Regions from separate parts of the Homo sapiens genome. Here all the other regions are linked to region 2. The links are chromatin contacts, found by Hi-C or POLR2A ChIA-PET in ENCODE. All regions are on one chromosome and are shown on one strand. Each heading gives the region's core, a stretch centred on a gene start or an enhancer-like site at or near the end of the contact. The rest is flanking DNA. Distances are from core to core; before and after follow the strand shown. Region 1 overlaps FNBP1 (formin binding protein 1). Region 2 holds the start of ASB6 (ankyrin repeat and SOCS box containing 6). Region 3 overlaps GPR107 (G protein-coupled receptor 107). Region 4 holds the start of IER5L-AS1 (IER5L antisense RNA 1). Region 5 overlaps GPR107 (G protein-coupled receptor 107).

Region 1 (5,233 bases), core at 1,703-4,202, 310 kb before region 2:
CAAGTTGAGTATTTTTCTAAAAGTCACGTGGAAATAATAAAGATTAGACAGTTTTGATGGAAATAAATGCAGATTTTAAAATAACTTCTAGAAATTATGACATATAAGAAATCAATTCAGAGAAGAGTATTCTTGGGCCAGACACATTGGCTCACGCCTGTAATCCCAGCAATTTGGGAGGCAGAGGCGGGAGGATTGCTTGAGCTCAGAAGCTCAAGACCAGCATGGGCAACATGACAAAACCTAGTCTCTACAAAAAAATGCAAAAATTAGCTGGGCATGGTGGTGCATGCCTGTAGTCACAGCAGCTAGTGAGGCTGAGGTGGGAGGATCACCTGAGCCGGGAAGGTCAAAGCTGCAGTGAGCCAAGATGGCGCCACTGCACTCCAGCCTGGGTGACAAAGTGAGACCCTGACTGAAGAAAAAAAAAAGAAAAAGAACAATGCTCTTTGGGAGCTTTAGATAAAATTACATCTTCTCGTAGGACTCTTATGGTTTCATAATTATTTTCCTCTGATTTTAGAGTAAAAGGCGATTTGAACGCGATTGCAAAGAGGCGGACAGGGCGCAGCAGTACTTTGAGAAAATGGACGCTGACATCAATGTCACAAAAGCGGATGTTGAAAAGGTGAGGTGAAAGCTCAAGTGTGGGCCGGGCACGGTGGCTCACGCCTGTAATCCCAGCACTTTGGGAGGCTGAGGTGAGCGGATCACCTGAGGCCAGGAGTTCGAGACCAGCCTGGCCAAGATGGTGAAACCCCATCTCTACGAAAAACACAAAAATTAGCTGAGTGCAGTGGCAGGCACCTATAATCCCAACTACTAGGGAGGCTGAGGCAGGAGAATCGCTTGAGCCCAGGAGGCGTTGGCTGCAGTGAGCCAAGATCACGCCACTGCACTCCAGCCTGGGTAACAAGAGCGAAACTATCGCCAAAAAAAAAAAAAGACAAAAGAAAGCTCAAGTGTGTCTTTCATTTCCCCTGTGAGTGTTCATCACCGACCACCCATCCCCAAGTTCTCATTTCTAATGTAGCCACAAAAGGCGCTACATGGGGAATCATTTTCATTTTGTGTCAACCATTGTGGGGACCAGAAGCTCAAGTGTGGGGAATCTTCGGTGTTAGAATTTGAGACGTTTTATCTGTTGAGTCACCAGGGTGATAAAGTGGAGACTTAGACTATGAACAGTCTGGGAACAACGTTCCAGAAGGTTGTGGCTCTTAATGGCTTTTCAAAGAGAAAGTCAATTTCTTGAGAGCCGGAGGAGACAGGACAGGGCCATCTGGAAGAGCTTGGCTGCTTATAATGGTTCCTTTAGAGCAATAGTCTCACTGCTTGCCTGACTTCTAATTGATTCCTCCTGGTTGATAACAGTGAGGTTGTAGTTGAAGCCTTGCATATTTCAGTCCTCTCAAAAGCTTTTCTCTAAATGGACTTGTATTGCCAACTAGAAATATTATAAAGTGTATACTGTTTCTCATTGTGGCTCAATATGCGTTTTTTCCCTAGAAGCTGAATTTTATTTTTATTAAAGTCATCAATACAATGTAAACAAAATTAGGCTTTTACATAACAAGGACTCATTCATGATGCCCATGGTTGTTTGGGCATTCATAGCTTCATGCTGTATGTGGGTGAAAGCACTGAGTTTTTATAGATTTGTTGAGCTTTTGACAGATCAGTTAGAGTTGAGTTTAGTTGGGAAATGGTGTGAACTATTATTTGCCAAATTCTGCCAAATTCCTTGCTTAAAGACTAGGTATACGTTAATATTAGTATGCCTTTCTCTAAAATTATTAAATATATTAAAATACATATTCTTGCCAGGTGCTGTGGCACATACCCCTAGACTCAGCTACTTAGGAGACTGAAGCAAGAGGATTGCTTGAGCCCAGGAGTCCAGACTGGGCAACATAACGAGACCCCATCTCAGGAGCAGGGGAGTGTTCTCAATATCTGTATTTGATCTCAAAATGGAGATACTTACTTTACCAAAAGACATTAATTTGCTGCTAAAGTTAAATATTTAAAATGTTATTCAATTAAAATAAGTTAGATTAGCCCAAAGTTTCAAAAGATATTTTATGTTGAATGAGGCAAATCAGTGTATGTATCATTCATATATGTGTGTGTGTGTGTGTGTGTGTGTGTGCGCGCTAAAAGAAGTATATATGTATATATTTTAGAGATACCGAGATATGGTCTCTTTTTATTTTATTTTTTATGTTTATTTATTTATTTTTATTTTTTATTTTATTTTATTTTTTGAGACAGAGTCTCGCTGTATCGCCTAGGCTGGAGTGCAGTGGTGTGATCTTGGCTAACAACAACCTCTGTCTTCAGGGCTCAAGTGATCCTCCTGCCTCAGCCTCCTGAGTAGCTGGGACTACAGGAGCCCACCACACCCTGCTAATGACCCTGTCTCTAAATAAATAATTTTTTTTTTTTTTTTGGTGTGGTGTATGGGCTCATGCCTATAATCCCAGCACTTTGGGAGGCCAAGGTGAGCAGATTGTTTGAGTCCAGGAGTTCAGATCCAGCCTGGGCAACATGGTGAGACCCTTTCTCCATAAAAAATACAGAAAAATTAGTGGAGCATGGTAGCCCATGTCTGTGGTCCCAGCTACTCCGGAGGCCAAGGTGGGAGGATTGCTCGGTCCTGGGAGGCAGAGTTTGCAGTGAGCCACAATCCTGCTGCTGCACTCCAGCCTGGATGACAGAGCCAGACCCCGTCTCAAAAAAAAAAGCACTCAGCCTCTAAACTGTCATTTCATTTCTGTTTTTTTCTGTAGAGATGGTCATATCAGCAGCAAGTAATGATAGTTGCATTTCTTTTCCAATCTTCATGCCTTTTGTTAATTTTTTCTTATCTTAACTCTGCTGGTTATGCCCTCTGTTTTGCTGAGTCATCATTGTGGACTTCCTCAGCTTGTTCCTGATTGCAAAGAGAGTGCTTCAAAAGGTTCCCCATTAAGAATGATTTTTTTTTTTTTGGGACGAAGTTTCACTCTTGTTGCCCAGGCTGGAGTGCACTAGCGCAATCTCGGTTCATTGCAATCTCCACCTCCTGGGTTCAAGTGATTCTCCTGCTTCAGCCTCCCAAATTGCTGGGATTACAGGCGTCACCACGCCCAGCTAATTTTTTGTATTTTTGGTAGAGATGGGGTTTCACCACGTTGGCCAGGCTGGTCTCAAACTCCTGACCTCAGGTGATCCACCAGCCTCGGCCTCCCAAAGTGCTGGGATTACAGGCATGAGCCACTGCGCCAGCCAAGAATGATTTTAATATACCCTTTATTGGTTAAACAATTTTCCTTTTCCTGTGTTGCCAAGAGCTTTTTTTTAAGCTTGACTTATTATTGAATATCATTAAATATTTGTTCTGCTTCCTTTAATTCATTAACGTGGTCAATTACATTAATCAGTTTTTTTTACATTGAGCCAAATTAGTGTTCCTGGGACAAATTCAACTAGATTATGATGTATTATGTTTTTATGTGTAGCTGAATTTATTAATATTTTATTTAAGATTTTTCATTGAAATGGTCTGTATTCATTGAAATTGATCTATAATTTTCCTTTCTTGTCTGTTCTACTTTGCATTACTTATGAGTTTTGGAGTGTTTGCTCTTTTTTCTGAAATAATATATGTAAAATTAAACTCACTATCCCTTAAATGTTTTATGATACTTCTTTGCGTAAATCAGTTACAAACTACGGATTCCATATTTTATTGTCTACTTCTGGGTTGATCCTAGTGGGTTACCTTTTTATAGTAATATATCCATTTCATCATAAATTTTCAAATTTATTGGCAAAAAGTTGCCCATAATATGTTCTCACCTTAATTTTTGCTGCATATATCTCCCCTATTTACTCCTAATACCTTTTTTAATACTTTTTTCTTTTTTTCTGGATACGTTTTTTAAGAAATTATTTATGCTTATTTTATTATATTATTATTTTTTGTATATAGAGATGGGATCTCACTATGTTGCCCAGGTTGGCCTCAGCCTCAGCCTCCTAAAGTATTAGGATTATGGGCATGAACCACTGTGCCCAGCCTTAAAATCATTGTTACTAGTATCAGATTTTATCTTTGTGGAGCCTCCCTTTTCTATTTTTATTTTCTATTTATTTAACTTCTTCCCCCACCACCCCCATTCCCCTCCTTCTCCTTCTATCATTACCTTTGGATTTATTCCATTACCCTTTTAAAAAGTTCTTTCTTTAGATGCTTACCTCAGTCTTTCTTCTTCTCCATTATAAACATTAAGATTACAGACTTCCCACTTAAGTACTGTTTTCTCTGTATCCCACATATTTTGGTATGTGGTATTATTAATGTTGTCCATTTCCAGATATTTGTCCTTTCTTTTACTGTTTAATCTCTCACCTATGATCAATTTAGAAGCATGGTTTTAAATTTCCAAATGTATGACATATTTCAACTTTTGTTACAGATATTTATTTATTTATTTATTTATTTATTTTTTCTGAGACGTAGTCTCATTCTGTCACCCAGGCTGGAGTGCGGTGGTGCTATCTTGGCTCATTGCAACCTCTGCCTCCCGGGTTCAAGCAGTTCTCCTGCCTCAGCCTCCCTAGTCCTGGGATTACAGGTGTGTACCACCACGCCCGGATAATTTTTTGTGTGTATTTTTAGGAGAGACAGGGTCTTACCATGTTGGCCAGGCTGGTCTCAAACTCCTGACCTGAAGTGATCTGCCCGCCTCAGCCTCCCAAAGTGCTGCGATTACAGGCGTGAGCCACCATACCTGGCAAGATTTCTAACTAAATTGCATTATGGTCCTGGGAAATCTGTATGAGTTTGAGTCTTCTCTATTTGTTGAGATTCGTTTTATACCCTAGTACACAGTCAGTTTTTAGAAATATTCTGTAAGTAATTGAAAATAATATGTATTCTCTAGTATTTTTATTAGGCCAAACTTACTGTTTTATCCAAATATTCCTATCATTAAGGATTTTGTTTTTCAACTTGTTCTAACACTTTCTGAGAAAAATGTGTAACATCCTTATGTCTTAATTTCCTTGTCTATAAAATAGGGACACTGAGGAACAGGATTGATGCGAATATTAACTGAGTTAATATGTAAAAGGTGCACAAAACCATTTATGGGATGTTGCCAGTGATCTACAACTATTACAGTGATAATGGTAGAGGATTATTGATGTTCTGTCTATTTTACTCTTTTATTATGGAGTTATTCTA
Region 2 (5,019 bases), core at 1,768-4,267:
TGAGGGTTGAGGGCCAAAGGCCATCACATAGGTGAGGAGACCGAGGCCTGACTCAACACGGGCATGGTGTCACGTGATCAAATGTGTTGTGTGATCAAACGAGAGAGGGGCTGTGAAGACCTGGGTCGCCTGAGAGCGGCTGTACCGTTCAGGGCCTCGCGATCCATTGAGGGGGACCCTTCAAGCAGGGGCAGACACTTCCAAACGCTCAGAGTCATGCCCAGGCAGGTGCACCCAGGGCAAGCACCCCATCTGGATGCAAATCGCTGTCTGGTAAGAATCTGGGCCCTTCTGATTTTTACAAGGCAAGTTGGAAAATCTCCATTTCCCTGGGAGCAAAATGTCCCGATTTCCCTCAGGAAGATACTTCTTTCCCTCAGCAAGAATCAAGGCAGACATGTGTGGGGAGCCGTGGGCCCTCGTAGTCTGCAGTTGCTTCTGGGACGCCCAAGCTAGTGTTGCCTTAAAGGGTCTTGAACCCAGCTGCCCACCCCCACCCCTCCTTCCTACTCCTTTAGGTAATGGAAGAGGAAGCAAACTGAGGCACTCTGAATGCCTGGCGTCGGAGGTGGTTTTCCGAGAGCCTGTCATTGGATCTGACAACAGCTTTAACAACCAGAGCCAGCAGTTACCAGCCGCTGCTGCCACACCCTCAACCTTGCCGGTTGAGGCTCGTTGCTTTGGGTTTTCTTGTACAGTTTGTTTTGCACATGGTAGAGGGCCTTACTCTGCCCATTTAAAAATGTTTCATCTGGCTGGGCGTGGTGGGCTCACGTCTGTAAGCCCAGTACTTTGGGAGGCTGAGGCGGGTGGATCACCTGAGGTCAGGAGTTCGAGAATAGCCTGGCCAACATGGTGAAACCCCGTCTCTACTAAAAATACAAAAATTAGCCTGGCGTGGTAGCGCATGCCTGTAATTCCAGCTACCTGGTAGGCTTGAACCCAGGGGTTGGAGGTTGCAGTGAGCCGAGATCCTGCCACTGCACTCCAGCTTAGGCAACAGAGTGAGACTCCGTCTGAAAAATAATAATAATAATAATAATAAATAAATAAATATAAAAATGTTTACTCTAAGACCCATCGGATTGTCTTGAAATGCGCCTTTAAATGTTTTTTTCCTGGGCTGGGCAACTCTCGCTGTCTGGCAGGTTCCAGGGAGAGGGGCCCAACTTGGCAGAGCAAGGCCCAGGAGGCCAACGCTGTGATGTGGACTGCTGGGGCGGGAAACCCCTCTTCATCATCAGCTTCCCAGAAGCAAGAAGGCATCAAGGCCCCCCCACGCAGACTCCAGGTGGGAGAGGAGGCTCAAATGCATGGCCCAAGGGGAGGTGCCTCGACTCCAGAAAAGTGGTTTTTCCAAGGCAAGCTGGAAATGTCCATTTCCATGTGAGCAGAATTTCCCGATTTCACCCAGGGAGAAATTTCTTTCCTACAGCGAGAACCAAGGCAGAAACGTGCTGGCAGCTGTGGACTCTGCGGCCTGGAGCTGCTTCTAGGAAGCCCAAGCTGGTGTTGCCCTAAAGGGGCTTAAACCCGGCTGCCCACTCCGCCCCTTCTTCCTGAACCAGAGGGTTTTGGCTCCTTCCCACTGAATTCCACTTCCACCAACAATTACAGTGCGCTGGCTCCAGCATCTCAGGTGAGTGTGATTATACTTTTTTTTTTTCTTTTTGAGACAGAGTTTCGTTCTTATTGCCCAGGCTGGAGTGTGATGGTGCGATCTCCACTCACTGCAACCTCCGCCTCCCGGGTTCAAGCAATTCTCCTGCCTCAGCCTCCCAAGTAGCTGGGATTACAGGCGCCTGCCACCACGCCCGGGTAATTTTTGTATTTTTAGTAGAGACAGGGTTTCATCATATTGGCCAGGCCGGTCTGCAGCTTCGAACTTCTGACCTCAGGTGATCCACCTGCCTCGGCCTCTCAAAGTGCTGGGGATTCTACCCATTTTACAGATGAGGAAATCCAAGTTCAGAGACAGGCGGTAGCACACTCCTGTGTTCCCAGCTTCTCGGGAGGCTGAGGCGGGAGGATCACCTGAGCCCAGGGGTTCAAAGCTGCAGTGAGTCATGATCACTACACTACACTCCAGCCTGGGAGACAGAGTGAGACCCTGTCTCTAAAAAATACACAAGATTCGGGCTGGGCACCGTGGCTCATGCCTGTAATCCCAGCACTTTGGGAGGCCGAGGTGGGAGGATCACGAGGTCAGGAGTTCGAGACCAGCCTGGCCAATATGGTGAAACCCTGTCTCTACTAAAAATACAAGAATAAGCTGGGCGTGGTGGCCAGCGCCTGTAATCCCAGCTACTCGGGAGGCTGAGGCAGGAGAATCGCTTGAACCCGGGAGGCGGAGGTTGCAGTGAGCCGAGATCGTGCCATTGCACTCCAGCCTGGGCAACAGAGCGAGACTACGTCCCCCAAAAAAACAAAAACAACAACAACAAAAAACAAGATTCACTGAGTCCATCAAGGCAGAGGTGGAGAGGGCTAGCAGCCGTCCTGGCCAGGTGCTCCCCGGGACAGAGAATAAGAAACTGAGGAGGGGACGTGCGAGTACCCTGGTCCTCATCATTCCAGTCAGCGGGCCGGGTGGTGACAGAGGTGGCCCAGCCCCTCTTCAGGGAAGGCGAGGGCCAGCCCGAACCGGAAGGGGCAGTGTCTGATGACCACAGCTCTCAGGGGCGCCCAGGGCCAGTGGGGCAGCGGCAGGGCCGAGAGCACGACCGGCGGAACTCGGACGGCGCCCAGCGGTCGCGGGCGGGATCGCAGGGCGAAGCCGAGCCGGGCCGGGCCCTGGCAGGAAGGGGCGGACCCGCCTGAGTCTCGGATCTGGCTTGGCTCGATCCTCCACTCTCCCACTCCGCTGGGGCCGCCCACTGGACATCGCCCGAGTCGGCCTGGCGGTCGTGCCCCAGGACGCGCCGAGGTCCTCCGAGCCCGCAGGGGGCGCTGTCGCCATATGGCCCACCCTGAGTCGGCGCGGGCAGGAAGTACGAGGGTCACTTCCGGCGGGGGCGCGGCTTGGACTGAGGAGCGGACCCGGCCGGGCGCAGGGGCTGGACTGGCGGAGCAGGTGGGGTCCGCGGCCGCCGGAGCGTTCCGGTCGGCGTCTGGGCATCTCGGCCTCGGCAGAAAGCGCGACGGCCCTGCTGCGCGGGGCCCGCGGCGATGCCGTTCCTGCACGGCTTCCGGAGGATCATCTTCGAGTACCAGCCGCTGGTGGATGCGATTCTGGGCTCCCTGGGGATCCAGGACCCCGAGCGGCAGGAGTCTCTGGACCGGTAACTCACCCCCTCCCGTGAGCTGGCCGAGGCCGCTCCGACCCCGCAGCGTCCCACTTTATCACCACAAGCCGGGCGGGGTGGATGCGTCCCCCTTGACAGAGGAAGGGACGGGCGGAAGCCGGGGTTGCGTGGCTCGGAGTGCGCGCTGCCCCGCGCGGATCCCACTCCTGCCCCTTGCATGGCGGAGACGAAGGGCGGGGAGGGCCCGAGGGCGGAGGCCCGCGGGTTGTCGCAGGGCCTGCGCCTCAGCCCCACCCTGTCGCCTGCCTGTCCTGTGCCACCCCCCGGCGTGGCAGAGGAGCAGGGTGGAATCCGTGAGGCCTCAGATGTTACCCCAGAGCAGTGTGAAGGTGGGCTTTTGTAGCAGAGTTTGCGTTTTTATAGACAAGAGCTGGTCTGTCGTGGACCTGCAGGAAAGGGGTCGGGAGCGAATCTGCATTCACTGCCCATGGTACTAGGCACCTGGGGTCCATCAGTGGCTCAGCAAAACCCCCGCCTTCTTGGCGCATGTGCTCCAGAGGAGAGACTGACAAGTAATTGTACGGCGGCACGCGAGGTGGAAGGGAGGGGAGAGCAGAAGGAAGGGGCTCGGCTCAGGTGTTGAGGGGGTTGTCAGTTGGTATTTCCAACACGTGGTAATGATGAGTCTCGCCATCCAGGGACTCTGGTGGAAACGTAGGCTTTCTTCATCAATATCAGCTGAAGGTCTCAATGTGAGGGGAGGGAGGAGGCTGTGTTGCTGTCCTGGCTGCAGGTGTTGCCGGGGCTGGGGTCCTGCGGGTTTGAGGATGGAAGGGCTTTCTGAGGAAGAAGCATCAAAGTCGGGCTTGGGCTCTTGGCCTCCAGGCTGGTGGTCCCTTCAGTCCCAGCAGCCCAGGTGTGTGAGGCTTTGTACCTAAGTCTGCGACCGGACTCTGGGCAACGCGGGAGGAGAGCGCAGACAGACCCAGCCCATTCTCCGCAAATCCCAGTCTGCTCCCGTATTAAGAGATGCAGCGTGGCCCTCTCTCTACTTCAGAGCTTCCCCCAAGCCCCTGTGACCCACAGAGCCAGGGCCCTGCTTGCTGATGATGATAGCAGGACTAAAGCCCACCAACCCACAGGCTGCGCGGTCACCCGGTCCCACAGCTGTGCCTACCCTCAGCCTCTCTCCTGTCCCAGGCCCAGTTATGTCGCCAGCGAGGAGAGCCGAATCCTTGTTCTCACTGAGCTGCTGGAGAGGAAAGCCCACTCTCCCTTTTACCAGGAAGGCGTGAGCAACGCCCTGCTCAAGATGGCTGAGCTGGGGCTGACGCGGGCGGCCGACGTTCTCTTGCGGCATGGGGCCAATCTCAACTTTGAAGGTCAGCGAGAGCCCCGGGGGTGGGCAGGTGGCTTAAACGCGGCCCGACGCTGGGTGGGCGCCCATGTCCCCAGCCTTGGCTTCTACCATCCTCTGAGGAGTGACTTCCCCCCCTTTATTTCCTGGGTGGCTGCAACTAAGGAAACTCCCATTGGGTGGCCTCCCACCCCCTGCGGGTTTTCACATGGCTCTTCCCACCTCTGTTCCAAGAGCGAGTGTTGCTGCTTCTACCATGTGATTGATTAGCAAACTTTCCCCAGCTCCCAGATTAATCCCCACTTCCATTAATGCAAAAATGCGGCTGCTGGCACTGTGCCCAGAGCTAAGGGAAGGTAATTTTCTGCTACTTACTCTGAGCCAATTTGTTTTTTTTTTTCTCATGCCGTAGGGAGA
Region 3 (4,923 bases), core at 2,353-4,852, 470 kb before region 2:
TGCCTCGGCCTCCCAAAGCGCTAGCATTACAGGCCTAAGCCACCATGCCTGGCCTAAAAGTGAGATTCTTAAGCCCGAAGTGGCCAGATGCAGTGGCTCACACCTGTAATGCCAGCATTTTGGGAGGCCTCATGAGGCAGGACGATGGCTTGAGGTTAGGAGTTTAAGACCAGCCTGGGCAACAGAGTGAGACCTCATCTCTACAAAAATTTTAAATTAAAAAAAAGAAAAGCCCAAGTTACTGTCAAGGCCATGAAATGAGTCACTGGAATAATGAGCCTGAGAACAGGAAACAGAATGTCAGGCTCTATCCAGCAAAGCTTCCAAATCTAATAGGAGACATTATTGCCTGTAGCCTTTGTGCTCCTAGTTGCCTCCAGATCTCAGGAGTGAACTGAGGGGGCACAGAGGGCCAATGGGGCCACAGATCCCAGCACCAGCGACTGGAAGCATGCCCACTCCCGCTTTCCCGCAAGCTTCACAGCACATAGCCGCCCTGTAGTCACAACCGAGGGCAGCTCCAGCACAGGCCATTCCTGAGACCTCTCTGCAGGGGAGGCTCCAGCTGGGAACACGGCTGCTCTGGCTCTGGGAGTGTCGCAAGCATAACCACTTTTCAGGGTACAGAGTGATGCCCAAAAGCATCTCACAGCCTCAATCAATTCAGGGAAAAGAACATGAACCAAAATGACAATCCCGTTCTAATCTGCTCTGTCCCTCTTTCAGAGTATTTGTGATATTTGCTGATGAGAAATGGGTGCTTCCTTAGCAGATGTCTTCCTAAGAATGGGGAATGTGAACCCTGGTTTACCTATGCGACTTCCTGCTCTTAGATTCGCTCTCTGCTGAAGAGGTCCCATGCTGTCACCTGGTGGAAAAAAATGAGAAACTGCCTTGTGTGCCCAGGCCATGACAAAAGCGTTCCTGTTAAAGGAAGTTACCCTTTACTACAGATGCTGGGGGACAACGCTGACCCCATGCTGCCTCACCTGCTGTGCCATCTACTCCAGACAGAGCACCTTACTAAGATCCTCAGCTACCAACCAACCTCAGGTGGAATAAATGGTCCCAGTGGCAGTCACCACAGCCACCCCACACTCGCTAAAGCAAGATGGAGGACCGAACAGGTAGACGAGTCAGGAGGACGAAGCAGGGGCCGGGGAGGACGCAAAGAAGGGAGGAATTCATCAACGGGCAGGATCGAGCAAAGAGAAACACACAGGTAAGCCTCGCCAACAAAAAGCACCGCCCTTGGGATTTTTACACATTTTTAGCCAAACAGCCGGAAGAACCAATGAGAAATACAGAAGTGTATAAGATAATAAAGTTAAATGGTCTCATCGCGATATATTAAAATAAGAAAAAGCCTAGCCGGGCGCGGGGGCTCATGCCTGTAATCCCAGCACTTTGGGAGGCCGAGGCAGGTGGATCGCGAGGTCAGGAGTTTGCGACCAGCCTGGCCAACATAGTGGAACCCTGTCTCTACTAAAAATACAAAACATTAGCTGGGTGTGGTGGTGGGTGCCTGTAATCCCAGCTATTTGGGAGGCTGAGGCAGGAGAATCGCTTGAAGCTGGGAGGCAGAGGTAGCAGTGAGCTGAGATCGCATCACTGCACTCCAGCCTGGCAGACAGTGCGAGACTTCGTCTCCAAAAAAAAAAAAAAAGAAAGAAAAAGACTACCTGTTCACCAAGTTACAAATATAATAAAACTACCTTCTTATATAACACGATAAAAGAAAAATAAGGACAAGAATATCCCCAAAGAGGCTGGGCGTGGTGGTTCACATCTGTAATCCCAGCACTTTGGGAGGCCGAGGCAGGCAGATCACTTGAGGTCAGGAGTTCGAGACCAGCCTGGCCAAGGTGGTGAAACCTCATCTGTACTAAAAACACAAAAATTAGCTGAGCGTGGTAGCAGGCACCTGTAATCCCAGCTACTTGGGAGGCTGAGGAAGGAGAATCGCTTGAACCCAGAAGGCAGAGGCTACAGAGAGCAGAGATCGTGCCACTGCATTCTAGCTTGGGTGACAGAGCAAAGCTCTGTCTTAAAAAAGAAGAATATCCCCAAATTAGCCAGGCGTGCTGGCAGGCGCCTGTAATCCCAGCTACTTGGGAGGCTGAGGCAGAAGAATTGCTTGAACCCAGGAGGTGGAGGTTGCAGTAAGCCGAGATCATGCCATTGCACTCTAGCCTGGGCAAAAAGAGCAAAACTCCGTCTCAAAAAAAAAAAAAAAAAAAAAAAAGAATATCCCCAATTATTCCTAGAGGTGGATTTGTACTTCCTACCTTGGGTTTTTCTAATGATGGCAGGGTGCTTTACTGGGCTCCAAGAAAGGCTATGTAGCCCGGCTAGAAGCAAAAGCTCTGTGACTCCTGCTTAAAGCCACTGAAAAGAACCTGCTTAAAGCCACTGAAAAGAACCTATCACAAGAGGACACTCCAGAGGGAAAAGAAGGGAACCTGGTATCTTTGAGGGGAAAAAAATGAGAAAACGGGAGAAGGGCTATTCCCAGGACTAGAAAGAAAACAAAAGCTGGTGCAGGTCGCAGAAGCTGAGTGGGCCTTGGGAGGCTGGCCTCTGACCACTGACCAAGGCTCCAAGCCTGGGTATGACTTGCACACAGGCTGCCTAGGAGCAAGAGTTACGTGAACCTGGACAGCAGGAATGCCATACTATCTGTTCCAGGCCCAAACTGGCGAGATCCTCCAGAATACTGTGCTCTAAATAACAACCTAGGGCTGACCCTGGCGTGAAGCCTCAAAGTCATGTTTAATTTAACTTAAAGAAATAATGCGTTATTAGTTATATACCAGGTTTGTGAAAGAAGATTTACAGCTACTATGCATTTTCCGAATTTTCTAAAATGAATCTACATTGGCTTTATAATCAGAAATAGAGTCAGCAACAAAACTTTATTAACAAAAACCTGTTTTATTTATTATTCATAACCTGCATTAAAGAATGTTAATATCCACACTGGGTGTACGATACCATGGATCCAGAGACCGTTCTGAGCTTTGAGAGAAGAGAGCACTGCTCCTTAAACCCTTGTGGTCTGAAATTCTCACTTGTGCTATGGCAGCCTGTGGTCATGAACATTATTCAAATAAGCCCAGAACCACACAAAACATTTTCTTTGCAGCTTTTCTTCTGATTTAGGAGGCATGACTGGAAAGTCAAGGAGATGCAAAAGGGCTATAAAGGGCACAACCATTTCAATATCAGGTAGTTTTCAAGGTTCCTTCTGTCATCAGAGTCTTGCTTTAAATGAATACTGACACATCTATTTTGAAAGTGTGTTAAATCAGCAGGCAGGGCTGCTTTACACATAGCCATCTCCAATCCATTATCCCTCCTGTTCTCACAGCGAAGTGTTATCTGGCCCTTCTAAGACAAGATTTTCTCTTGCTGACTCAGTTTTGAGAAGGTGAAAATCACAACCACGAGTGGAAATGAAATGAATCATCTTAATAAGCAGCAGTCACCCCCAACCTCCTCCTTATACAACTGACTCAACACCTCCTTCTCCAAACTACCCCTGGCTGCTCTCACGAAGTGGGCCCCAGGCCTCCCCTAGCTCTCCTCCCAGGAAGACAGCATCTTGACACCATAGGCTGCCTCCACTCCTCCGCAGTGCCGCAGCACGTGGGTTCAGAGCAAGCTGAGCAACACAAAATGAGCACGAGAGAACTTGCCTTTTCCATCTGTTGCTGATGCTTCTTGTAAATGTCTGATTGACCTAAAAATAAACATTTAGAGAACAAAAAGTTAGCTGACAAATCTGCACTCCTCTCTATTTCCAGCTCTAGTAACTTGAGGCTGAATTTCTCAATTACATGCTGAAAGGTTGGACTACATCACTTTAGAGCACTCTCCCTAAAACGGGTAGAGGGGGGGAAATGGTTGATATCAACACGTCTGAGGTAAAGTCGCCCTCTGCTGGCCAAATCTGTGGCAATAAGTCTAGCAGGGACCAGAGCGTGAGGAGAAAACAAAACTCCATCATTTAATGCTCCTGTTAATCTCTCACTCCCACAACCACCCCCTACCCAACACTCCCATGACAATGGAGCATCACTGGGCTCACCTGCCACCAGGAGAGAATAAACCCTAGAAGAAAGTCACCAGCTGACTTCTAGAGTCTAGGTCTAAGAGCTGTGAACATACAGCACCATGCAAACTTATCGAGTGGAGATTTTTAACACTGCTGAAAAATGCCAGCCTCCAGGGACACTGTCTGGGGCTGTGATGTGCTGGTACCTAATGACCATCATTACATTTCAGGCAGAGGAACATTAACATTATTACAGGAGCCGCAGGTGAGAGGTGGAGGCACCATGAAAAGCCACCAACAGAGAGACTTCCCTGAGGGCTGAACAGGGCACAGGCAGACAGGCTGTGTGAGGGAAGGCGGCTGTGGTCTGACACTGTCACTCACTCTTGTCAGCAAATCAATTACTCTTCCTAAATCCTCCGTAATTTGCCCACCTGTGAGAGGGGCTATCTGCTTGAGAACTGAATGGAACACCACACGAAAGCTAACCAGTACACTGCTGGCCCTGAAGCAATGCTGGCTGAATCGGGATATTTACAAGTATTATTATTATTATTATTATTTATTTATTTATTTATTTATTTTGAGACAGAGTCTTGTTCTGTCGCCAGGCTGGAGTGCAGTGGCATGATCTTGGCTCACTGCAACCTCCGCCTCCTGGGTTCAAGCAATTCTCCTGCCTCAGCCTCCCGAGTAGCTGGGACTACAGGCACATGCTACCACGCCCAGCTAATTTTTATATTTTTAGTTAAGATGGGGTTTTGCCATGTTGGCCAGGATGGTCTCGATCTCTTGACCTCGTGATCCGCCCACCTCAGCCTCCCAAAGTGCTGGGATTACAGGCGTGAACCACCGCGCCCAGCCTA
Region 4 (4,879 bases), core at 861-3,360, 410 kb after region 2:
AGACTCCGTCTCACAAACAAACAAAAAAAAATCATGGGACTCAAGAGAAGGCGCACATGGGAGAGGATGGGCTTAATGTTGGATGTGGCAGTCCCAGAAAACCGAGGCCATTGGTACTCAGAGGAAAGGAGGATCTTCTAGGGGCAAAGAGACCAGCAGGTTCCCAGAAGAGGAGGTAACACAGCCAGCTCTTAAGGGCAGGGGTCAAAGGAGGAAGATCTCACAGGGTGGCAGGCCTGCCGGGGGTGGCACTCACAGCTCCAGGGAACAGGGAGGGAAGGGAGGGATGGGAAAGAACAGAGGCCAGGCAGGGAGGTGGGAGCCAGGCAGGCTCTTCCCTCCTGGAGCTCCAGCAACCAGCAGAGAGCTTGGCTCCTAGCAGCTGCTCAGCAAACACTTGTTGAACAATTGAAGAGATGACTTCCCTGCACATAGTAGGCCATTGTCACAGGTGGTAATGGTGGGGCCAGAGCTTTTCCATCCCAGTACAGAGAGCAAGCCCTGGTTACCTGTCATCTTCCCCTTGATCCGAGGTTCCCAAACCACAGTTATGCCTCCTATAAACTCTAGTGGGTAGAGCACCAAGTTGGGAAACTGAGGCAGCCAGGGACAAAGATTGCTGGGTAGAGCTTTTGGGTTTTTCTGGCAGGGGGAGAAACCAAGCACCAACCCTCCCTGCCACCTCCACCACCCCCCACCTGCAAAGAGCTCCCCCAGGGAGAGATACATTCACATATACTCGAATCTCTCGTGTCACAAACAGAAAAGCCATCAGCTCAGCCTGCCTGCGTCCTCAGGGGTCCCACCTTCAGAGCTAAATGCACAGCCATTTAAGGACGCAGAGACCCTCTCCTCCCAGGAGTGGAGAACCCCCAGGGGTCCCTGAAGCCTGCAAAATTGGGGGAACTGAAGCTTCTCGGAGCCCTCTCGCTCCCGCCTGCCTCATGGCTGTTCATTTCTGCAGAATCTGGGGGCTGAGGCTCTGGCGTGTGACTCACCTCCCTCCCTCCCTTCCTCCCTTCCTCTCTCTGAGTAAATGTCAAGTAACATTAGTTATCCCGTCTCCCTCCCTCGGCAGCACCCCCCTCCCTGTTTTTGGCGGTGCTGTTTACCTCGGCAGGATCAATCAGCGTTCAGGGAGAAAATAGAAACCCTTTTAGATCCAATTAATGAAAATTGGGCAGAAGGAATGTGCCTGTTTAAAATTTCACTACCTGGGCAGGGATGGAGGTGAGGACTGGAGATGAGGGAGGTGGGCTAGAATCAGGCCTGGCCCGGCAGCAAGCCCCTGGACTCCTCCAGCGTTTGGAAGAGGAACCTCAATATCTGAAGGGGAGAGGGCTGGGAGGGGCCCCAGAACCAGGCCCTGGCCAAGCGCTGTCTATAGGCACGGTACTTCCAGAGCTGAAAACAGCCGCTGGGCTACATCCTTGCAGGGCAAGCAGAAAAAATGATTGTGGGGAGGGGCCGGGGGCAGGGGGGAGGTTGAGGGGAGGGAAAGAGAATGAAAGCAGCCCCTACCACACACAGGCTTGGCTTTGGGTAGGACCCCCGGCTGCCCCGTGTTCCCAGGACCCCTAGCCCCCAGGAACACACCATGTCATTCCAAAGCCCTGTGTCTCAGGAACTGTGCTGGGGACTGAGGCCTCCACTATGAGGCCCGTGGTCTCGTGGTAAGCAGCCGTGGCTCTGTCCCCAGCTCTGCCACTGCTGGCTGCATGATCTTGAACAAGCAGCTGGCCCTCGCAGCCACTTTTCCTTTGCATCTGTAAAATGGGATGATCACGTGTGTGCCTCACAGGGCAACTGGGAGGGTGAAATAGGAAAAGGTGCAAAAAGTCCTTGGCACGGGGTCTGCCCTCCCCCAGAGTCTGCTCGCCCACCCAGCATCCTCCCCACCCACCCCAGAGCCTGTCCCTGCAGCCCCAGGGCTGCCCAGCTCCAAGAACTCCCAACTGCACACTTATCTCAGCAAAGACCCACTGAGTCCCCCTAGACTGCCGTGTAAGGTGAGCCTTGTCACTCACCCGTCTCATGGGAGAGGACAGACTTGAAGAGTCAGAGCAGCACCTGCAACGGGGCCGATGGCTCCAGGACACAGCCTGGCTCTGCCTGACCCCGCCCCGCAGCAGCAGTGGCTCCCTAACCTTGGGCACTGCAGCTTTGAGGATCGTGAGCACCCACAGTCCCACCCCCAGGACCTAAGCTGCTGGGGCAGGGATGTGAGCTTCTCACGTGCCCCACCTGCAGCAACAGGATGTGGTTTGAAAGGATGAAAGAATGAAGTTGACAGTCTTCAAAGCACTTTTGCATCCTTAAAGTGACTGTAGGCACTATTCCAATGACCTCACCTTTGGGCCTCAGTTGACTTGTCTGTAGAATGGGAGCTGAAGCAAATGTGTCACATGCCTGCAGCTTCATCACTGCGTCCAGGCAAGCTCCAGGAAGGGGACAGACCCCAGCAGGCGCGTGGCCCCCTGCACCCACTGTGTGTCCTTCAGTTCACTTTCTGCATCCCCTACCCACCCCCTGACAACACAGTGGTGAGGGGCACCAATGGGAGTCCTCACCAAAGGCCTGCACTTCGGGGTTGCCCAGGGCAACCTCTACCAACGAGGGCTGGGACGCTGGAGGGATGAGGGCTGCTTTCCATATACCCCTTGGAGGGGCCCAGTAGGGATGGAGGCCACCCTGCCCACAGTGGTGACCAGCCCCATGACACCCTAACATGGGCTTCTCCTGCTCAGCCTCACTCTCCCACCCCCTCACACAGCCCCCTCGGAGCCCTTCCCTTTTGCACCTGAGTCTTCATCACAGGCTCTGTTTTCAGGGCAACCAGGCTAAGACAGGGATGAAAAATAGCAACGACAATAACAACAACTTTATGAGCCTATGCGATGACCTCATGAGCTCATGGTGGCCCAAAAGGAGCCCGAGCACAGTGGGGGGTGGGGGTGGTGACGGGCCTGGCCTGGAGCAGGTGCTTAATGGACAGGTGCAGTCTCCCAAGCAGAGCGGGCGTCCATTCATTCATTCCACTCACGCCATGCATGGCCAAGCCAGGGCTCAGTCCCAAGAGTGGGACAGTTCCTGCCCTCGAGGACCATACCCTCGTAGAACAGATGGGCAAGCCAACCAAGGGGTACACAGCCAAGTGACAGGGTCCATGTCCAAGTGGCATAGTGCAATGGGAGAGGGAAGAAGGGCCTTTCCAGGGTGAGGAAGGCGTCCAGATTGGGGGAAAGGAGGCCGGGCAGGAAAGGTGTTCCAGCAGAGGGAACAGCTGGAGCAAAGGATCCAAGACAGAGGATGGCATGGGGGTGGGGGCAGGGTGGGCAGGGATGAGGCTGGAGAGGCCCAGAGGCACGAGCTCCCAGCAGGCCATGTTCCCTGCCAACCAGGCCTACATTAGCTGTGGGGTGATGCCTGGTTTCTGGCACTGGCAGAGGCACCAAGGCTTGTGTGGCCCAGATGTCCCTCCACCCTGCCAGCAGCAGCTGGGACTTTTGTGGAAGGGCTTGGCTCCAGAGGGGTGCACACAGGAGGGACCCCAGCTGTGCCCAGGTTCTGGTGGCTCTGCCAGGTTCAGAGAGGCCCAGCAGAGAAGGGAAGCAGCCTTGCCAGCCTAGGGCCCAAGCCCTGCCAAGGACCCAGCGTGGACAAGAGACCACGTCAGCAAAAGCCAGAATATCCTGTGCAGCTGTATGGCTCAGCCTCACTCAGGCCATTCCAGAAAGTGGCCATGAGCACCTCCTGAGGATCCGCACAGGTGGAGGATGTGGACGGTGCTCACCCATCTTCTCACACATAGTGAGTAGGCACCTTGGAGGTGGGAGAGTGTTGTGTTAGCCATGCTACGTGACACTCTGCTGCAGGAACAAACAACCTCAAAATCTCAGTGGATCAACATAACAGAAGTCTGTCTCTCATGAAGGCTATATGGCCACTGCTCTGCTCCACATGGCCACACAGGGATCCAGGCCAGGGGCTCCACCATCTTGTAGCTCCTCATCTGGAACAAGTGATCTTCTCAGTCACTAGAACAGGGGAACAGACTACAGGGAAGTCAGCTCTGGTTCTTCTGTGCTTCAGCCCAGAGGGGACACGTGTCCCTTCACCTCTCAGACCATTGGCCAGAGATGCAGAGGGGCTGGAAGCCAGAGAGCAAAGATGAGATGGCTGGTGGCACAAGCAGTGAGGGGTGAAGTCTCAGGGTGGGTCCCAGATCTGGTGACCTTGGCCACACAACTCAATCTCTTGGAGTCTTGATCTCTGCACCTATGACTCGCCCATTTCATGGAAGTGGACAGACTTGGAAAGTCAAAACAGTGCCTACAATGAGACCAAACAAGCCGGGACACGGCCTGGTTCTGCCTGACAGCCCCCACCCTGAAGTAGGGATAAGGATGGTCTCTACCTCCCTGAATTGGAATGAGGGTGTAAGAGGTAGAATTAGTAAAATTCTTCCCTCTGAACCAGGCCTGCAAACGGCTCTCCCTGTGTTTGTGGGTCTTCATCAGCATCTTTGACTGCAATGGTTATGAGTGGGAACTATCAAAACATTGTATTGCATTTTTCCCTTATTTTACAGCAGTGAGTTGAAAAATGAAAGCAGACCACAAGCCAAAAGGGCGAGGAGAGAGCAGCTCATCAGTGTCACATGACCGAGGGCAGACACCATGGAACCCCAAAGCTACCAGTCAGACTCTTCTTTGGGGATGCCCTGGCTGTAATCTGGACACTGTCCCCAAGGAGGTGACATTTAAACTAAGACCCAAAGACAATGGGAGGCTGATTGCACAGAAATCTGGGCATCCTCCCAAGAGCAATGGGCAATCCTAATGTTTGTCAACACTTCCTCCACCCTGCACTCCCACTC
Region 5 (4,957 bases), core at 1,731-4,230, 490 kb before region 2:
TGCCCAGGGTGGGGTAGGCGCTACATCCTGTTCCCCCAGCAAACCTCTGGGAAGCTGAAGGGACACCTGGGGCCCCCACGATGTGAGGAAACCTGGCTAGCCCCCTGCAGACAGGGCGCCCGCAACGGTCCTGGAAGCTCAGGCTCTGCAGCAGTGAGAAGAGAGACCTGGGTCAGATGAACACCCAAAAGCCTCCCTGGCAGGAACATACGGCGGTGGGGCTTCAGCAGCTTCGCAGCCACCTCACTAGGTGTCCTAGTTTTGGTGCAAACACTTAAGGGACCGAACAGCTGAAGGGCCAACATCCGACCGCCGCAGATAAGCGTTCTTTCCTTGACATCTAAACAGTAACCCCCTTTCCTTGCAAAGCCCCAAGTCTCTGTGTTTGCAACCAAAAGTGCCAAATGGGACACAGGTTCCTTCTGCCACACAAGACTGCAATCAAATGTGGCTTGGGCCTAAGTGGTCCACGGATTCATGCGTTTTTTTTTTTTTTTTCTTTTTTGAGACGGAGTTTCACTCTCATCGCCCAGGCTCGAGTGCAGTGGCGTGATCTCAGCACACTGCAACCTCCGCCTTCCGATTTCAAGAGATTCTCCTGCTTCAGCCTCCCGAGTAGCTGGGATTACAGGTGCCTGCCACCACGCCCAGCTAATTTTTGTATTTTTAGTAGAGATGGGGTTTCACCATGTTGGCCAGGCTGGTCTCGAACTCCTGACCTCGTGATCTGCCTGCCTCGGCCTCCTAAAGTGCTGGGATTATAGGCATGAGCCACTGCACCCAGCCGATATATCCATTTCTATAACTAAAAAGTGTTTTCTGGTCTGGAAGTGTGGGGAGACCTGGTGAAGAGACAAGTCTATTAGTCCCCAATCCCCATTTCCACACACGTTCCTCGCCCACATGAAATAATGCAGGGAGTGGTGAAAGGTGAACAGCAACCATGAATGAGGACAGCGTTCTGGAATGGGAACCCCAGGGAGAAAACCTCCTGGCCCAGGAACCCACACCAAACATTTCCTTCCACTCTCACTCCTCAAGATGACAGAAGTAATTCAGATCATTGAGGATACCCACAGCCTAGGAGGCAGCTACCAAGTCTGATAATTGAAATCGCATCCGATACTTTTTAACTTGCTGATTATTGACCGGTAACTTCTGTTGCCAAAACTGGTAGGCCTAAAGAGAGATGGTCAAAGAAACAGAAGGGGAAAGAGAGAGAAAGTCAGTGTTACTTTGGACTGTGCCCTCATACCCAGGCCCAGAGAGAGAAGCTGTGTCAGGCCTGGTGGGGTAATGGCTGCACAGAGGGCAGCTGCGTGGGCCGCGTTGTCAAAGAAGCACCAAAACAAAATTTTAAAAAAATTGTTGCCACGAAACAAAAATACCTTCATAATGCATCCAGGCTCCAAGATGTAACGGCTGAGGGAAAGGATGTGGGAAGCGGGAACCTCCCATTACGACTGTGGAGTACAATGCAGTAAAGGAGACGATGCTGCGACCCGGCCGCTCGGCTTCTAGCTGCCTACCCAAAGAACCCCGTGTTATGCGGACGGACCAAGCCAAAGGCTCCCAGCAGGGGAATGATAAACACACCGCGTCTTAGGTTATTTCCTGATGCTGCTGGTTGCCAGCCTGACATGTGTGCCTCTTCAACCAACAGACACTTGCTCAGATCCTGCCACTTCTGGGAAAGGCACAGCTGATGGGCCTCCTGCACTCCTCTCCACTGTTTAGAAGGAGGTGTTTCTTCCTCTGCATGGGGAGATGCTGTTTGGCGCCCGCTGGCAGGACCTGCCTTCCTTTACTGTTGCCGTGGAGCTGAGCAGAGAGAGCTGTCCCATGCTGCCTGACCCGCTGACAGCCAAGCAGAGCTTAGCATGGGCCGAGTCTCAGCCTCTGAATTGGGAAGAATTCAAAGGCTGCCAGGGCTGGGGGCAGAACACTTGATACCAGTGAACCAAGAAGGGAAAACTCTGCCTTAGGCTAATCATCAAACACAGCATTGACCTGGCTTATCAAATTTCAGTTAACAAGCAAATATGCTTAATCACTACTCATTTTTCTAGACAATGATGGCCCTTTCCCAGAAAATAGGACCCTAGAGTCATTCACTGTGTGACTCAGAAAAGCCCCTATTAGTGCTCAGATATAGGTCAAAGTCATTGTGCTGTGAAAAGCCACGCAGTTATCTGACGATAGAGGATGTCTGAGGATCATTAGCAGACTTAGAGATGACTCAGAAGATTCCATTTTCAGACGTAAGCGCCTGATGGCGGGCCTGACAGAAAGTCGGCCCCCTGTTCTCCCTCGTGAACTGGCCACGTATATTCCTAAGTTCTTGCCACTGAGTTCTTGAAAGCAGGCTCCAATGATGCTTAGTGGAACGGCAAGTTCCATCTTCCCTGACAAGACCCAGCTAGGTTTGGCAGATACTGTACTTCAAACCAGATCAGACAGCCTGGGGCTCCAGTGTCCGCTTCCTTCTGCTAAAAATAGAGGAACCACCCCTGCAGCCACGAAATGCTGAGAGCAGCCGACCCGATTCACACTGTGCTGCTTTGTGTTAGGCAAAGGGGTCAGGGCTAAGGAAGAGGGAAGAAAGATTTCTTACACGGACTCCATTTCCAAGTCTTCTTCTTCCTGAGAAAGTTGTAGGTAGGGGTTATCTGAAGCCGGACGGAATTTATACCCCGTTAGAACAAAGAAGACCAGTGTGGCCGTTTCATCCAGGAGCTGCAAGTTTAAAAACCACCCCAAAATAAAGAGATTAGCAACACTGTTCTTCAGAAAGCAGTGGAATTCAACAAACTGACATATTTCCCCACAACCCACCACTCGATGGTTCTTTACTCAGATGCCACTTCCTGCTACAGGGCATTTTCCTTAGACTTGCCGAGGCCTAAACGAGGAGTGTCCTGCCCAGGGCTGACATTTCCGAGGCTGTGCTCTGCTGTGCTTTCACCAGTCTTCATGGGTAGCTTTTAAGAGCTCACCACATACCCACTTCCTCCCACAGTGCCTACAGCACCCAGTGAGTTATTCAAGAAAAAAGTCATTTGGTGGCTTCCTCTAGTAGTTAAGCTAGTTCTAGTTTGTCGCAAAGATACTTATTATCGAAATAATAAAATGGGCAAAGAAGAAGGGCAGCCTGAATTCTAACTACTCAGCCCTGTAACTAAAGGAAAGGACCACATCTCATCTAAGTTCTAATGATTCAGGGCAAATCTTTCTCTACCTGAAGCTTTTCTCTTGACTTTTAAGACTGAAAACTAAAATCAAGAATGCAATTATTTTCAGATTCCTCATAGAATCCAGCAGCATTTCTGGACAAACAGATCATCTCAATTATAGGCCAGAAGAGATGGAAGGAGGCCAAGTGTGGTGGCTCACACCTGTAATCCCAGAACACTGGGAGGCCAAGGTGGGCGGATCACTTGAGATCAGGTGTTTGAGACCAGCCTGGCCAACACTGCAAAGCCCCATCTCTACTAAAAAAACAAAAATTAACTGGGCATGGTGGTGCATCCCTATAATCCCAGCTACTCAGGAGGCTGAGGCAGGAGAATCGCTTGAACCCGGGAGGTGGAGGTTGCAGTGAGCTGAGATTGCGCCACTGCACTCCAGCCTGGGTGACAGAGTGAGACCCTGTCTCAAAAACTAAAAAAAAAATTTTTAGTTAAAAAAAAGAAGAGATGGAAGGTCTTAGTGGTCATTCCCAGATAAATTAGTAACAACTGTTAAGTTACACTTCAAGACTTTATCCTCAGGCATAAATTCTCTGGCATTCTGCCCTGTGAGCAGCGTACCTGGTAGAGCCACTTCCACTGGAATGGAACAGCGAGTTTGAGGAGAAATGCAATGATCCTAGTGAAGTATATGTAACACACAATCTGCATGAGGAGGAAAGAAACAGGAAATCAGATCAACATTAAAATTAGGACACCACTTTAACAATTTGCTTTCACAAATGAACTAGGAAACAGAAAACAGAATCACTCAAAGAAAAGTATGTGACACTTACAGTGTGAATTAATACGTGCAGCGGAGAGACATGGCTACTCTGCTAGTTACACTTGAATTTCTTCTCTCTCTCCAGGTGACCAAGATATTGCTAACAGCCACACCCACCGGGAGCACAAGACACTTTAGTCAGGTTGTTCTTAACCCTTCCTCACCCTATCCACAGACATAAGCCCTTGATTTCAATCTCCAAAGATTTTATTTCTTATGCTCAGGCTTTGAGGAATATTTACCAGTAGTAATAGCAAAATAAAGCCACACAGGGAAATTACTGACTTCTGTCCTCTTCTCTGGCAGATGCTGCAAGCATTCGAGGTCCACACTCACAGAAGTACAAATACTACCAAGTTCTCTAGCAAGACAGGATGCCTTCATTTCTCCTTGCAGTGACAAAGACTCAATGTGCTGGCCACTAGAGCATGGCCTGTGCAAGGGGACTAAGCTCAGCTGGCCTGCTGGTCAAGGACCACTCATTATCACTGCATGCAACAAGAGAGGTTCTGTGATGACCTGTGCCTATTTGGTGGATGACATAAAATCCATGGGAAAGAAAAAATAAAACAAAGAAAGAAAAAAAAAATCAACCCCAAGTGGAGTGTCTGCTCTTGCATCTCTCTCTACCACTGAAGTCTGATGTTTGCTTGAGCAAAGGAACTGTCTGAAGTGACAATGCCAAACGAACAGATGAAAGACTTGGAAACAGGGCCGGGCGCGATGGCTCACGCCTATAATCCCAGCACTTTGGGAGGCCGAGGTGGGTGGATCACCTGAGGTCAGGAGTTCGAGACCAGCCTGACCAACACGGAGAAAACCCGTCTCTACTAAAAATACAAAATTAGCCAGGCGTGGCATGGTGGCGCATGACTGTAATCCCAGCTACTCGGGAGGCTGAGGCAAGAGAATCGCTTGAACCCAAGAGGCGGAGGTTGCAGTG

The links. Hi-C counts contacts between places; a loop is a spot of excess contacts on that map. ChIA-PET counts read pairs that join two places held with the same protein, here RNA polymerase II (POLR2A). Pooled maps may share reads with other maps.
Region 1: a map with no recorded cell type shows a loop between it and region 2 (7-fold over the local background). The contact joins the enhancer-like site here to the promoter of ASB6 in region 2. A Hi-C loop is called at or near these places in 2 of 37 single-sample maps with no recorded cell type and 3 of 50 pooled maps.
Region 3: a loop to region 2 is called in a pooled map, with 4 times the contacts of the local background. The contact joins the enhancer-like site here to the promoter of ASB6 in region 2. A Hi-C loop is called at or near these places in 1 of 168 maps with a recorded cell type or tissue (PC-9), 1 of 37 single-sample maps with no recorded cell type and 4 of 50 pooled maps. POLR2A ChIA-PET finds 5 or more read pairs at or near these places in 4 of 52 experiments (CD8-positive, alpha-beta memory T cell, PC-9, WTC11 and 1 more).
Region 4: a pooled map shows a loop between it and region 2 (2.4-fold over the local background). The contact joins the promoter of IER5L-AS1 here to the promoter of ASB6 in region 2. A Hi-C loop is called at or near these places in 1 of 50 pooled maps. POLR2A ChIA-PET finds 5 or more read pairs at or near these places in 5 of 52 experiments (CD8-positive, alpha-beta memory T cell, OCI-LY7, PC-9 and 2 more).
Region 5: a pooled map shows a loop between it and region 2 (6-fold over the local background). The contact joins the enhancer-like site here to the promoter of ASB6 in region 2. A Hi-C loop is called at or near these places in 4 of 50 pooled maps. POLR2A ChIA-PET finds 5 or more read pairs at or near these places in 2 of 52 experiments (PC-9 and activated B cell).

What each region holds. Positions count from the first base shown.
Region 1 is chr9:129,952,755-129,957,987 of GRCh38, reverse strand. FNBP1 (formin binding protein 1) reads left to right here. Exons shown (of 17, transcript NM_015033.3): 6 at 524-628. Among named protein-coding and RNA genes, the nearest start is that of MIR6855, 86 kb to the right of the region's middle. Within about 2 kb of position 2,952, at least 7 of the 41 ENCODE cell types and tissues checked have a DNase peak (open chromatin) inside an H3K27ac peak, as active enhancers do.
Region 2 is chr9:129,640,149-129,645,167 of GRCh38, reverse strand. It overlaps ASB6 (ankyrin repeat and SOCS box containing 6), which reads left to right and starts at 3,017. Exons shown (of 6, transcript NM_017873.4): 1 at 3,017-3,281; 2 at 4,446-4,627. The coding sequence starts at 3,169. RefSeq lists a silencer at 2,651-3,250 and enhancers at 3,957-4,513, 4,514-5,019.
Region 3 is chr9:130,106,315-130,111,237 of GRCh38, reverse strand. GPR107 (G protein-coupled receptor 107) reads right to left here. Exons shown (of 18, transcript NM_020960.5): 14 at 3,699-3,742. Among named protein-coding and RNA genes, the nearest start is that of GPRACR, 35 kb to the left of the region's middle. Within about 2 kb of position 3,602, at least 6 of the 41 ENCODE cell types and tissues checked have a DNase peak (open chromatin) inside an H3K27ac peak, as active enhancers do.
Region 4 is chr9:129,233,460-129,238,338 of GRCh38, reverse strand. IER5L-AS1 (IER5L antisense RNA 1) reads right to left here and starts at 2,110. Exons shown (of 7, transcript NR_187590.1): 1 at 2,028-2,110; 2 at 1,597-1,766. RefSeq lists an enhancer at 935-1,229.
Region 5 is chr9:130,126,419-130,131,375 of GRCh38, reverse strand. It overlaps GPR107 (G protein-coupled receptor 107), which reads right to left. Exons shown (of 18, transcript NM_020960.5): 16 at 3,810-3,893; 17 at 2,615-2,736. Among named protein-coding and RNA genes, the nearest start is that of GPRACR, 15 kb to the left of the region's middle. RefSeq lists an enhancer at 2,199-2,418. Within about 2 kb of position 2,980, at least 28 of the 41 ENCODE cell types and tissues checked have a DNase peak (open chromatin) inside an H3K27ac peak, as active enhancers do; they include PC-9, where a contact is called at or near this core.